Linked DNA regions of Homo sapiens: region 2 is linked to region 1. Evidence: chromatin contacts called from ENCODE Hi-C or POLR2A ChIA-PET data. All regions are on one chromosome and are shown on one strand. The core of a region is the stretch at or near the end of the contact, and the rest is flanking DNA. Distances in the headings are between cores, read along the strand shown.

Region 1 (6,844 bases), core at 2,599-5,098:
TCGTTAAGTGATGCATGATTGTAGTTATTTTTTAAAGCAGGAGTGTATATAACCAAAAAACAAATCAACCGCAGAAATATTGTTTTAAAAACCTACAATATTACGGTGTGGTCTGAGATCCAAAGGCGTTCATCCAAGTTTCTGACATTTTACACAACTATACAGGTTATTTAATTTCAGAAGCCCACCTGCAAGGCAGGATCCCTTTAGATCCTGCTCTTGTCAATGAAGAATGATGCCAGCCCCTCAGTACTCGAGCCACGTGTGGTTCTGTATCCTGGGTTTCCAAACCAAACTCATTTAGTGACCTAGGGTAACTGCCATGACCTCTCAAATGAGAATACCACGGAACAGGGCATGAGTATGAAGCCCCTAGCATGTCTAGTATTTGCTGGTAGCTCAACAAACATTCATTCCTTCCATTTTTATGGTTCTAAAAGATTTTCATCTTAAGGGGCATGAACATGGCAGACTTCAGATTAATGTTGGGATTGCCAGGATAGCCAATGAAACAAAACCAACTCTTTTTTTGTTTGTTTGTTTGTTTGAGACGGAGTCTTGCTCTGTGGCCCAGGATGGAGGGCAGTGGCGTGATCTTGGCTCACTGCAACCTCCGCTTCCCAGGTTGGAGCAATTCTCCTGCCTCAGCCTCCCAAGTAGCTGGGATTACAGGCACGTGTCACCACGCCCAGCTTATTTTTGTATTTTTAATAGAGACAGGGTTTCCCCATGTTGACCAGGCTGGTCTTGAACTCCTGACCTCAGGTGATCTGCCCGCCTCAGCCTCCCAAAGTGCGGGGATTACAGATGTGAGCCACCACGCCCGGCCAAAACCAACTCTTTTTATATATGAAAGTGAAGACTTCAGTGTGTGCCCGTTTTCCCATATGACTGCCACCTAAGCCCTCTAGTTTTATGGAAATTTAACCTCTTATGGAACGTACCATATTTATCAAATTTAACTTTTTATGAAATTAACCAACTTATGGAAATTGACTTTGTACAACTTATTTATCTTCACATAATTAAAATTGTAATTCACGGATTCTGAAACTTACATTATTTGAAATTCATATCACGTCTCTATCAACCAGTTGCTACTGATTTTAGCGTAAGATTTCACATTTTCAGAATATGCTCTATCTGGAATATACATATAAGAAAATGTTCCGCCGGGCGCGGTGGCTCATGCCTGTAATCCCAGCACTTTGGGAGGCCGAGGAGGGCGGATCACAAGGTAGGAGATCGAAACTATCCTGGCTAACACGGTGAAACCTCGTCTCTACTAAAAATACAAAAAATTAGCCGGGCGTGGTGGCAGGCGCCTGTAGTCCCAGCTACTTGGGAGGCTGAGGCAGGAGAATGGCGTGAACCCGGGAGGCGGAGCTTGCAGTGAGCCGAGATCGCGCCACTGCACTCCAGTCTGGGCGACAGAGCGAGACTTCGTCTCAAAAAAAAGAAAAGAAAAGAAAAAAAAAGAAAATGTTCCACAGTTGTTTTCATTTCAGGGTAAATTTACCTAGGAAAGATAGGAATATTTTAGAGAATCCCTCCTTTTTTTTTTTTTTTTCCTTTTCATTGTGCTGCCATAATGTTGAGAATCAACCAGACGCATCTGTTCCCTAAGCGCCACAGTTCAGGAAAAGACAAGCCAGATCCTAGAGAGTTTTGGTTCCCACCCCAGCCTGGCCACTGCCACTCATCTGGGTCCCCGTGTCCTCACTGTGAAAGGATAGCCTTGGACCAAATATTGTCTAAGGAGCTTTCAAGCTCTAAAATTCTATGATGAGTCGTCAAGCAATGAACAACAAACTAACCAGGGAAGCAAACTAAAATACATTTCCTGTGGCCAAATTCTCAGAGCCCAGGAGTCAACTTATCAAAGAGGGGGAGGAGTCAAACAGTTCAAGAGCAGTGCCACACACACAAAACAAGTATCAGCTAGGAAACAGCACTTTTCTGCCTCTATCTAAACATGACCTAAAAACAAAATATAAATAGGGTTTAAAACTTTAATGTGTATACTCAGCACACAGACTTCCTATTCACAAGAAGGGAAGATACTTTCGCGTAATTACAAAGTGTAGTCCTATACTTTGTCTGTTCCTACTATACAAAGCATAAAATTATATACTTGCAAAGTATGAAAATATTTAAATGGTATAATTATCTGTATTTATGACACTTTTTTTTTTTTTTTTCTGAGACGGAGTCTAGCTCTGTCACCCAGGCTGGAGTGCAATGGCACGATCTCGGCTCACTGCAACCTCTGCCTCCTGACATTTAAACAAATTACTCTCAAAAGATCATAATGTCATGGAGGTAGTTTCTCTGTACTTCCAGGGAGCCACACGGACCACTCTCCTGTAATATCTATTCAAAACAAGACCCACTCATTTAAAATCCCTGGTAGTCTGGGAAACTGGGTGGCTTTCCAATGCTGAGCCCCTAGGCCGGTCTGAAAGGTCTCCTCCTCCTCCTCCAGGTCAAAACAAAGGACTGTGACCCTACCGTTTCTGCTCTCTAAAACTTACTTGCGCAGCGCCGCACAGCCTCCCACGTCTCTAGCTTCTTTGCTGCCCCTACAGACAGACATGTAGATCATTTTAAATTTAAGGCCTTCACTGATTTCCTTAGGGGAAACAGAGGAAGAGTGAACAGGAGAACCAACCTTAAGAAAAAGTGCTTACAGAGTTGCTGATCTCTAGCTTCAGACACAGCCCCCCTACTTCCTTATTTAGCCGTGCTTAAGGTAAAAGCCCACAACAATAGAAGTCAAAGAGCCCCTTCCTGAGGTGCTCTATGAAAATTTGCATTTCTGAGAGGCTTCCAAGGGGACTGACTCAAATTCATCTTTCTTTTCCCCAGGCTGGCAGTTAACTGCGGAACTGCAGGATAAAACGTTCAAGTGCTGGTGAAAAATAGGGACAGCTTGCAGATGTTGTAAAATTTGGGGCCGTGAAATCTTAACACTGCCCTCCAATCTTCTCACCCTTTTAGATGCTACCATGGACGTTTGTTTAAAGGCCCTCCAAAATGACAGTTTTTGGTTAAGTTCCAGGAAGATAGGGCATTATTTTAATCCAGTAGAAAAAGAAGAGGATATGACCCTACAGTGTGCCAGATAAAGAAGTTTAAGGACAAAACTTGCCCCTTGCTTCAATACTTCATGATATAATCGGACCTGTCGACACCTCAGTATACACAGCAATGAGTGTATAAACTTACTGAATTAATGTGGGCGCTGGATTCCGAGATGAGAAACTCTGAGGTGCAAACAACCACGGTATATTGTGGTTCCACGGAAGTTTCATCGGGTCCTTAAGAAGCCCTTGCTTGGCCTGTTTGAATGCTGGGCATAGGTCGATAAATAGAGCGTAGTTGTTTAAATAGTTTTACTTAAGTTCTGAAATCAACTCTACTTTAAATCTATATAGCTGCAGGTAATGTAATCAGGCCATCCTCTTCCAAGCTGGCAGCCATGGCAAAAGTCCCTTTCTCTTGGCGCGAATTACAAGGAAATTCAAGAAATACTTTAAGATATATATATGCCAAAGACCTGGAGTTAAGTTACTAGGGTGGGGCTGTGTAAATGTTTGGTGACTCACTAAAGAAAGTTGGGATCTGGGGTGCTGGCACCTGGAGGACACAGAAGAAACAAAAGTTGGGGGGCTGGCGAAGGTCGCTAGCACACTTTATCTCTGATTGGCGGAAGCCCTCAGAGTTTTCTTTATGGCGTCACCGAGTACCTGCCTGTAGAAAGGCCCCGTCTCCGTGACGTCACGCCGCATTGGCCAATGAAAGGCCTCAGTCTGCGGGCCCCGAGGAGGGTTGTGGGCCCTTTTTTGTGAATGAAGCGCCACGGAACAGCCCTCCTGGGGTCCCCACGAGCCGCGTCCTGCTGTGCCCCGGCGCCTACGCAGCAGCGGCCGCGGCCGCGGTGGGCACGCACGGTTACCCCGGGCAGCTCCGGCCGCCAGCTGCAGCCCCGTCGCCTCGGCCGCGCCAGCCGGCTGCGGGCACCTGGGGGCGGGCTGGGGGCGCCGGCCGCGGCAGGAGGCGCTGTAGCGAGGGCTGCGGCGCCGGTCCTGCGGCGGCCGCGGGAGGCAGCGGGGCAGGCGCTGTGGGCCGGGCTCCTCCTCCGGCTCCTGCGCGACCGCCTCCCGCCGGGCTCTGCCGGCGCCCGCCGTCCCCGCAGCGCCGCTCTGCGCCCGCCGCCCCGAGCGCCCGCGCGGGGCTGGCGGGAGCCTCGGCGGGCGCGCGGGCGCGCGGGGCCATGGTCGTGGCCCCCTGACGGGCCGCGGCCGCCTCCATGAAGCGGAAAAGCGAGCGGCGGTCGAGCTGGGCCGCCGCGCCCCCCTGCTCGCGGCGCTGCTCGTCGACCTCGCCGGGTGTGAAGAAGATCCGCAGCTCCACGCAGCAAGACCCGCGCCGCCGGGACCCCCAGGACGACGTGTACCTGGACATCACCGGTGAGCCGGCCAGTGGGCGCGCGGAGGGCCCCGGACGGCCGCACCCGGCGCGGGGCCCTGGCCCACCTCCCACCGGGCTGCCCGGGGCCTCCGGGGCCGGGCCGAAATGCCTTCGCCCCCACCCCCTTAAACGCCCCGGCCGCCACACCCCCTTTAGGAGCCTGGCTCCTGAGGAGCGCCCCCCGCCCCGAGTTTCTAGCTGCGTGGGCTGCGAGCTTTAACTTTAGCTTGTGCACCCTCCTCCACCAGCAAGATGGACCGAGGGTCACCTTTCTAAGTTGCGGGCGTCAGCCCGGCGCCTCGAACCTGCAGCTCCTCCCCGCGGGCTGCTTCTGAGTTCCTGTGGATTCCGCCTTCAGGGATTGCGAGCCCGGTTGGCCCTCGCGCGAGTCACAACCTCTGAATCAGCCCCTGAGGATTCCCCGAGCGCGCTGAACGCGCCTGGCACGGGAGCTGCCCCTTTTTGGCGTTGGCCAAACCCCCGCTGCTCCGTAGCCTTGGGACCCTGGGCGCCGCGTTGCCCGTCCGGCGCGTAAGCCCGAGCCCCTCTCCTGGGCCTCCCGCGCCCTGCCCCCTAGCGCGCCCCCCGAACGCCTCCGCCTCCCGGGGTCCGCTCCCCGCCGGGGCCTCGAGAAGGAAGGTGTCACGTTGGTGGCATTCGAGCCAGCCGGCAAGACGAATGTCCGGGTTGTCACTTTTGAGAAATCCCAGCCAGCCAGAGCAGGTAGCCAAGCAGCCCTTCGATAGCTGTTCTGTTAGTGCTGATTCGACTGTTCTTGGAGACTCATAAATCCAATTTGGCAGCTGTTAGGTTTGCTGGGATTGACAGTGACGCGTGTGAAGGCATTAAATGTGATGATGTATGTGGCAACGCTGTGTAAACAGCAGAGCTGTCCACGATTTTGAGGGAATTGGCAGTCTGTTTTCAGTGGCGGGGAATGTGTCAACCTCGGTGCGTGGCGTTATTAAAAACTGTTTCCAGCCCCTAGCCTTTGATAAACCAGGTAAGCTGGAGTGGCGAGAACATTAAGTGGAAGTGTTTAGACAAACACAGACGTTTAGGAGAAATAATATTCTAGGTTCATGGACAATCTGGAAACTAAGTTCGTTTTGAAATGAAGCTGAGAGCAGAGCGGGTTTCTCGGCTTTGGTGGATGGCCCTTGGGAACCAGAGCGGGCATAGGAAGGGGTTGCCCTGAGTACCAGTCCCCGGCCGGTAGCTGCGGGGGGTGTGCGGGAGGTGAAGCCTGCTGAGACTGAGAAGCCAAGTCCCGCTAACGTTGTGCCCTTCCCAGGAGAGGGCCTCGCCGAGGACGGATGGGGCTGGGAACGGGTGGGCCTATACATAGTTTCTGCCCGTTATTGTTTATACCTCTTGAAAGGATCTGTGTTGAATGGGATTTAATTTTAGGACAAGTAATGCATTTACATGGTACAGAACTCCAATTCTAAAGGTGCACAGGAGTACGTGCAGAAAAGTTGGTCTCACAGTCTCCAAGTGTCCTTCTCTAGAGGCAACTACTCTTCCCAGTTTCTTGTGAAGCCTTCTAGAAATAGGCTGTGCATGCATACTATATATACTATATATTCTCTACCATACACGTGCGAGTAGCACACATGTTGTTTTGCACATTTTTCCGTTTTCATAGTGTTTCTTATTAGAATGATTGTTCTGAGTTGGTGCATATAAGACTGGCTTACTTGATTTTAATTACTGCTTAGGCCAATGTACATACGGTTTTATGAATAAAACCATTAACAAGTACGTATGGATTTAAATGTTTATGTAGATTTGAATGTTTTTTAACCTATTTAGACAGTCCCTGTTGATGAACATTTGGGTTTTCAATCAGAAGGTTTGTGACAGCAAAGTCATTGGAATAAATCTTTCTTCTTGATGGAGATGAAATATGTGGCTAGTCTTCGTGAGGCAGTCACCAATTAATCAACTTCAGAAAAATAGAACCAAGCAGAATACTGAGGAGGGGTGCGTTACAGGAAATAAAAATGCTATCAGAGGGCAACCCGCTCTGGTCCCCTTCCACGCTGCGGAAGCTTTGTTCTTTTGCTCTTCACAATAAATCTTGCTGCTGCTAAAAAAAAAAAAAAATCCTATCAGATTGCAAGCCCTAATAACGGAAGGGTCCAGCTTTAATGTAAGGGAGCTCCAGGGGAGTAAAGGTTATAGTCACCTTTCCCTGTGACTTCTCTAGGTGTCCCTCAGTGATAGTCTTGGCTTCCTGGAAAAATGATACTTAATCAGTCTGTTGCAGTGTGATATACAAGGCCAATTAAAGTATCTTCAGATACAGAGTTCAGATTACTTTTTATTGGGCTTTTGGGGGAAGGCTTGAGGCCTGTCCTCAGCAAGT
Region 2 (7,207 bases), core at 4,685-7,184, 67 kb before region 1:
GGCCTCCCAAAGTGTTGTTATTACAGGCATGAGCCACCGCGCCCGGCCAAGATTATTCTTTTAAATGCAAACTGACATTTTTTTTCTTTTTTTTCTTTTTTTTGGAGACAGAGTCTCGCTCTGTTGCCCAGGCTGGAGTGCAGTGGTGTGATCTTGGCCCACTGCAAGCTCCGCCTCCCGAGTTCACACCATTCTCCTGCCTCAGCCTCCCAAGTAGCTGGGACTACAGGCACCCACCACCACGCCCGGCTAATTTTTTTGTATTTTTAGTAGAGACGGGGTTTCACCGTGTTAGCCAGGATGGTCTCAATCTCCTGACCTCATGATCCACCCATCTCAGCCTCCCAAAGTGCTGGGATTACAGGTGTGAGCCACCGCGCCTGGCCGCAAACTGACATTCTGATTTTTAATAGGATTCAGCCTCTTTATATTTAGTGAAGCAACTGAAACGCTCCTTGTGACAGGTCAATTTGAGGGCAGCAGTGCAATGTACATGTGGGGTTTGGTGCAATCCTAATTGCTACATCAAACAAGAGAAGAGAAGAGTGAGATGGAAGTAGGGGCATAACATAACCACCCATTACTTTCCATATAGCCTGAACAGACACATAAACAGAAGAATGCAGTAGGGAGGCTAAAGAAAAAATAATAGTTAACTGGGGAGCGAAGAGGACCCTTTTGAGAAGACATGTGATTACTGTTGAATTTTTAGGATGAAGCCAGTGGATACAAGGATAAGCTATGGTGTTTGTGTATGAAGTTGTTACGACAGGTAACAGAGCCTATGGGGATAGGGAGAGACCCATAAACACCTCCTCATTCCCTCAGAGTTGAGACCTGCCAGGGACAGAGCTTATACTTTAAGGTCCAGAACACAAAGACACTCAGGCAGAAATTTGAACCCCAGGATACTATAGTTGAGGCCTTGTCAACCTTGCCTACCCGCCCCACATTCCTTATTCCCATCTCCTCCTTCCCTAAAAAACTCCCATAGGAACTCTTGAAACTGGTTCCTAGGTAAATTCAGGGAAAGATCCAAAAGAACCCAGCAGGTCTCCAGTAAAGCCTTCTGGAATCCCTCCTGGACCTTCAAAGCTCCTGAAGTCTCATAACAGATCCTGATACCAGCTGAAAGACTTCAGGCCAGATTGGCTCTTAGATCAGAGCTCCTGTATGTCCTCCTCAGCCTTTCAAGGAGCATGACAGCAGACAGTGCTCTGTAGACCCACGTCCATTATATCCCTCAGGCCTGCACATGCCTGAAGGATGAGACAATCAGGAACCAAACTCCTGTCCTGAAACAGAGATTCCTCAGGGAATCTCCCTGTTCTTAGCCAGTTTTAAGTGGGATTGACTCTAAGGCCACCTTCAAGGGTAGTTCTAATTGGCTTAATCCAATAAGCCAACCCCTCTAACATACTGATTGGATCAGGGATAGACAAGCAACCCAGTGTGTAAACTTGCTTTTGCTACAAAACCAAACTATCCCAAAATTTAGTGGAATAGTTTAAAACAACAAACTTTTTTTACTTCTCACAGTTTTGTCAGTTGGCTTGAGTGGTTCTTCAGGTCTGGACTGGCTCAGCTAAGAACTAATGGTCTGGGTCTAAGGGTGGCAGTTAATCATAGGAATGAGGTGATGCTTATCTGGGACAGCTCATTTCTGCTCCACATGGTCTCTCAATCTTCATGCTTCTTCACATGGAAATCTCAAGGTTCCAAAGAACAATTTTCAAATCTCTGGTTGCATCACATAAAAAGATATTATATTGGCCAAAGTCAGTCATATGTTCAAGCCCAGACTCAGTGTGCAAGTGACATGCAAAAAGATATGGTTACAGGGAGGCAGGATCACAATGGTAGTCATTATACCACATACAGTATTATCCAGGAGTCTTGAGTCCTTCTGAAAAAGTCAAACTTCCTCTCTCTTCCTTGGGGGCTACTAGGAAAGATCTTCTTCCCATGGTCAATACAACAATAAGGAGAGAATTTAAAGCTGCTAGATTGGGTAGGAAGTGGGCCTCAAGTAGAGAGTAAGGATTCAATGAGAGAAGAGGGACAGAAGGAAACCAGAGTCCTAAAAAAATGTTTGAGATACTGAACCAAGCTCTGCCTAAAGATTTTTCAGTCACTTAAAACAGGACATTTCCTTTTGCTTAAGCCAGTGGGAGTTGTATTACCGCTACATGCAACCAAAAGCATCCTCACGTGGTTGTGAAGACAAAGCAGATATGGTCAGAGAAAGTGTAGATACAGGGGTCAAAGAAGTTGTTATTTTTCAGATGAGACACATTGAAACGTGTTTATATGTTGAAATGAGGTGTTTATATGTTGAAATGAGCAGAGGAAAGACTGAAGATACAAGAAAAGAAGCTGACAACCAATAAAGTAATTCCTATGGGAAAACAGGAGGTAGTAGGATTTAGGACACAGGTGAAGGGATTATTTTCCTTTAAACAGAACGGTATGCCTGAGAGCAACTGGAACAACACAGACACTCAACAAATGTTTGCTGAATAAATGGATTGAAGAGTTGGGATCTTCTGATACCTCTTTCTCTCACAAATCAATATATGCCCAGTTTACAGAAAGCTACCTTAATCCATGGCATTCTCAGTCTTCTCAATCCACTTTTGGAAGATAATCTTGATTCTGGCTTTCAGATTACCTTGCTTTTGCAACCATGCACTGTTTACCCCACGTATTTCAGGAAGAATCAGAGGAATGAGTACCTAATCTTGAACTCATTACACAATCTTGAGTTCTCTCTCCCACCAGATCAGTGTTTTTCAAAGTATAACCCAGACAGCTTGCAACAAAATCACCTGGGGGCTTACTGAAATGCAGATTCCTGACCTCACTTATTGAGTTGGACTCTGAAGGAGAGAATCTGCATTTTAACATTCTCTGTTCTCTAGCTGGTCTTTACGCTGCTCCACCAGATGTAAACTGCCTAAGGGCAGGGGCAGGGTCTGGTTGCCTTTGTTTCCTCTGCACATTTCTTGGCATAATGTTTATCAAATGAGTACTTAAGTCAGGGAATCCGTGCTACTAAATATGAGTTCACAAATTAACCTTTCAGAAAGCACATCTTTATGATTCCAACAGTACGTTGATGTATATTTCAAATCTGTCATGTGTTGAAGGGAGAAAATGGTAGAGAAATACTGTCCTATATTTGGCAAGGCAAGAGTCTGACTTCATAACATCTTAAAACCTGCTTCTACTTATTAAAAAAAAAATTTAAATACAAGGAAATTCAAGTTTCTCCCTTAAGCAAAATTGATATGTACAACCCAGTCATAGAGTGTGAAGCCATGCTGGCAAACGTTTCTTCATGATTAATACCCAAGAGTTTTCCCAGGCTCATTTGTACCACCCTGGCCCTGTGGCCAATCCTGTCTATCACGGCTGGGAAAGGCTGCCTTGTGAATGATTTTTTTGTTTTGTTTTGGAGGCAGGGTCTCACTCTGTTGCCCAGGCTGGAGCATAGTGGTGCAATCACAGTTCACTGCAGCCTTGACCTCCCAGACTTAAGCAATCCTCTCCCACCTCAGCCTCCAAGCCCAACTGATTTTTGTATATTTTCTAGAGACAGGGTTTCACCATGTTGCTCAGGCTGGTCTCAAACTCCTGGGCTCAAGTGAGCCACCCACTTTGGCCTCCCAAAGTGCTGGGATTATAGGCGTGAGCCACTGTGCCCAGCCTGATCTTCTTTTCGTAAAAACAAAACAACAAAATGTATATATAGAAGAACAACATCAGTCATCCACCAAGATGCCTCCTGTGATGGTTAATTTTATGTCAAGTTGGCATAACCACAGTACGCAAATATGTGGTCAAACATTATTCCAGATGTTTCCATGATGTTTTTGGATGACATTAACATTTTAATACGTGGACTTTTGAGTAAAGCTGATTGCCCTCCATAACGTGGGTGGGCCTCGTCCAGTCAGCTGAAGGCCTGATTAGAACAAGATTGACCTCCCCCTAGCAAGAGGGAACTGCAGCAGACAGCTTTCAGACTTGAACCACAACGTCAGCTTTTTCCTGGGTCTTCAGCCTTGAACGGCAGCAATGACTCTTTTCTGTGTCTCCAGCCTGCCAGTCCACCATGCAGATTTTGGATTTCCTGGCCTCCTTAATTATATGAGACAATTCCTTAAAATAAACCTCCTTATCCACACACACACACACAACCTTTGGTTCTATTTATTTGGATAACCCTGACTGATACACCCCCTCCAATCACTTTGTACCACTTCTGTGCACACACACCTGCCCCTTCACTCAACTTCAACCTGCTTTCACTTTCAAATGCCCACACTGAAGGGTCATCTTGAGAGGACTGCCTTTGTTCAGCCTATTAAACTGCTTTCCCTAAATGTGCAGAGCTAGGCGTGTCTGCACACTTACATCCTCTTCAGCGGCCCTTAACCCATGAAAAACAAGGTAAGTGTATGAAAGCCCAGCTCCCTTGTCTCTGGCCGAGATAACTCTTGAGATATCACCTATACTCCCTAACTCCCCTGTGAAGTCATACTGAAACGATCCTTTGCAAAGGTCCGCCTCAGATTTCATACTTCTTGCCTTCCATTCCCCATCTTGCTTGCTCCACTTCTTTACGAGAAGTTTAGAGCCAAAACGAAGTTAACAGCCTATCGTTTTTTCCTGCCTTTTCTAATCCATTTTAATCCACTGCACTTATCTCTCTAAAATACACATCACATCACTCTTTTTTTTTTTTTGAGACGGAGTCTCACCCTGGTGCCCAGGCTGGAGTGCAATGGCGCGATCTCGGCTCACTGCAACCTCTGCCTCCCGGGTTCTAGCGATTCTCCTGCCTCAGCCTCCCCAGTAGTTGGGATTACAGGCGCGCGCCACCACGCCTGGCTAATTTTTTGTATAGGTAGTAGAGACGGGGTTTCACCATGTTGGCCAGGCTGGTCTCGAACTCCTGACCTCATGATCCGCCCGCTTCGGCCTCACAACACTCTTTAAATTAAAAATGCGTTTACACAAGGACAAAAAACCAAACACCGCATGTTCGCACTCATAGGTGGGAATTGAACAATGAGAACACATGGACACAGGAAGGGGAACATCACACACCGGGGACTGTTGTGGGGTGGGGGGAGGGGGGAGGGATAGCATTAGGAGATATACCTAATGCTAAATGACGAGTTAATGGGTGCAGCACACCAACATGGCACATGTATACATATGTAACAAACCTGCACGTTGTGCACATGTATCCTAAAACTTAAAGTATAATAATAATAAAATTAAATTAAAAAATGCGTTTACAATAAAGTCCAAACGCCTCAAATACGGTATTCAAAGCAATATTTTAGCTGCTGCATCCCTCTCCCGCCTCATCCCCACTTCACCCCTACGCACTTTACTGAACTTTCCGTTCTCTGAACCCAGAAACCGTTCTACCTGGAAGGCGCTTCCCTCCTCAAATCCTCGCTGTGTGTGACGCGTCCTCGAGGCCCCGCTCAACTGGCATTCGCACACCCAGACGTCTGCCGTGGGAGATTCGCCTCTTCCGAGCGGGCGGACGGTCCTGTTAAGACCCGAGACATTCCTGTTTCGCTCAGGTTAAAACTCTGAAGTACCTGGACTGCTCATTTGGATTTGGCTCCTGCAGACACACCTTTCGCCCCAGCATGAGAACTCGATTTCCCGCAGTCGCCATCCGGATGCCCAAAAATAGACCAGCGCGCGTCCCCGCCTCTGACGCTGTGCCGAGGGCGGGGCGGGGCGGGACGGGTCGCGCTTCGCCAGCGCGGGGCGGGCAGTAGGGGGGGTTCCTGGCGCTTTGCGCGCGGTCGCTGTCGCGCGGCGTGGTAGTGCGTCAGCCTGTCCGCCTTGGTGAAGAAGCGGAAAGGCCCGGGCGGCAGTGAGGACCAGAATCCGGTGAGGTCGAGGCACGGTGCTGGGGCTCCTCAGAGCATTTGGTTCCATTGCATTCCCCTCATAGCCGCAGCTTGGCGCCCCCTGCAGCTCGGCCTGGGCCAGGAGACACACCTTCCAGGCTATTAAATTAGTATTTGTAAAAATACACTGCAAACTTGGGAAGAAATTGCCACATCGCGGCCTGTGCAGCGGCTCACGCCTGTAGGCCCAGCTACTCGGGAGGCCGAGGCGGGCGGATCGCTTAAGGTCAGGAGTTCGAGACCACCCTGGGCAACATGTGGAGACCCCCGTCTACAAAAAATCCAAAAAGTAGGCGGGAGTGGTGGTGCACGCCCGTAATCCCAGCTGCTCAGGAGGCTGAGGCAGGAGAATCACTTGAACCCGGAGGCGGAGGTTGCAGTGAACCGAGATCCCGCCACTGCACTCTAGCCTGGGAGACAAGAACAAAACTTAAAAAAAAAAAAAGAGAAAAAATACCTTGGCACATAGCTTTAAAAGATTATTGGAAGTCTTCCTTAGTAAAGCATTTACTAAACATTTTTTCTAGCCTAGTCCGTGAACTAGACTGGGAAACATTTCCTTCCTTCGTGATTTTCCACAGAATTTTGAAGAATTGCGAAGAATTGCGGTAGAGAGAATTTTACCTGAGCCACAAAGAGCTTCCTGCAAGTGGGCGCTGGTGGGGATTGCAACTTTAAATCCAACCAGAAAAGATTTGTCTATAGAAGAAAACACACTCTTAGTTCGTAGAGAATACCTAATACATTTTAGCAGTAATTTTAACATAACACTTTTTTCAGCCACTTAACTGCCACTCTTAACAAAAATGGAAGCAGTTACCAGCGTCTTCTATGTAGCTATGTGTTCAGCATTATGTCAGGTTCTAGGAATCAAAGACAAATGATTCCTGCCCTCTGGAATTCTGCACAGTCTTATGTCTTTAAAACAAAATTAGTGCATTCTGGGGCCCTTTCTTGACGATGGCACTTTGGGAGTCCCCATCTAGTTCTGGGTAGTCATTAACTGAGCATGGTACTGTGTTCTTGTGAAAAACAGTAAGTTCAGGCCGGGCGCAGTGGCTCACGCCTGTAATCCCAGCACTTTGGGAGGCTGAGGCGAGCGGATCACGAGGTCAGGTGGTGGAGACCATCCTGGCTAACACGGTGAAACCCCGTCTCTACTGAAAATACAAAAAATCAGCCGGGCGTGCTGGCGGGCGCCTGTAGTCCCAGCTACTCGGGAGGCTGAGGCAGGACAATGGCGTGAACCTGGGAGGCGGAGC

The links. Hi-C counts contacts between places; a loop is a spot of excess contacts on that map. ChIA-PET counts read pairs that join two places held with the same protein, here RNA polymerase II (POLR2A). Pooled maps may share reads with other maps.
Region 2: a loop to region 1 is called in a map of left colon, with 6 times the contacts of the local background. The contact joins the enhancer-like site here to the promoter of CDC14B in region 1. A Hi-C loop is called at or near these places in 1 of 168 maps with a recorded cell type or tissue (left colon) and 4 of 50 pooled maps. POLR2A ChIA-PET finds 5 or more read pairs at or near these places in 3 of 52 experiments (H1, PC-3 and RWPE1).

Annotation. Positions count from the first base shown.
Region 1 is chr9:96,616,847-96,623,690 of GRCh38, reverse strand. It overlaps CDC14B (cell division cycle 14B), which reads left to right and starts at 3,848. Exons shown (of 14, transcript NM_033331.4): 1 at 3,848-4,472. The coding sequence starts at 4,313. RefSeq lists an enhancer at 4,197-4,697.
Region 2 is chr9:96,685,563-96,692,769 of GRCh38, reverse strand. No RefSeq gene overlaps it. Among named protein-coding and RNA genes, the nearest start is that of PRXL2C, 34 kb to the right of the region's middle. Within about 2 kb of position 5,934, at least 29 of the 41 ENCODE cell types and tissues checked have a DNase peak (open chromatin) inside an H3K27ac peak, as active enhancers do.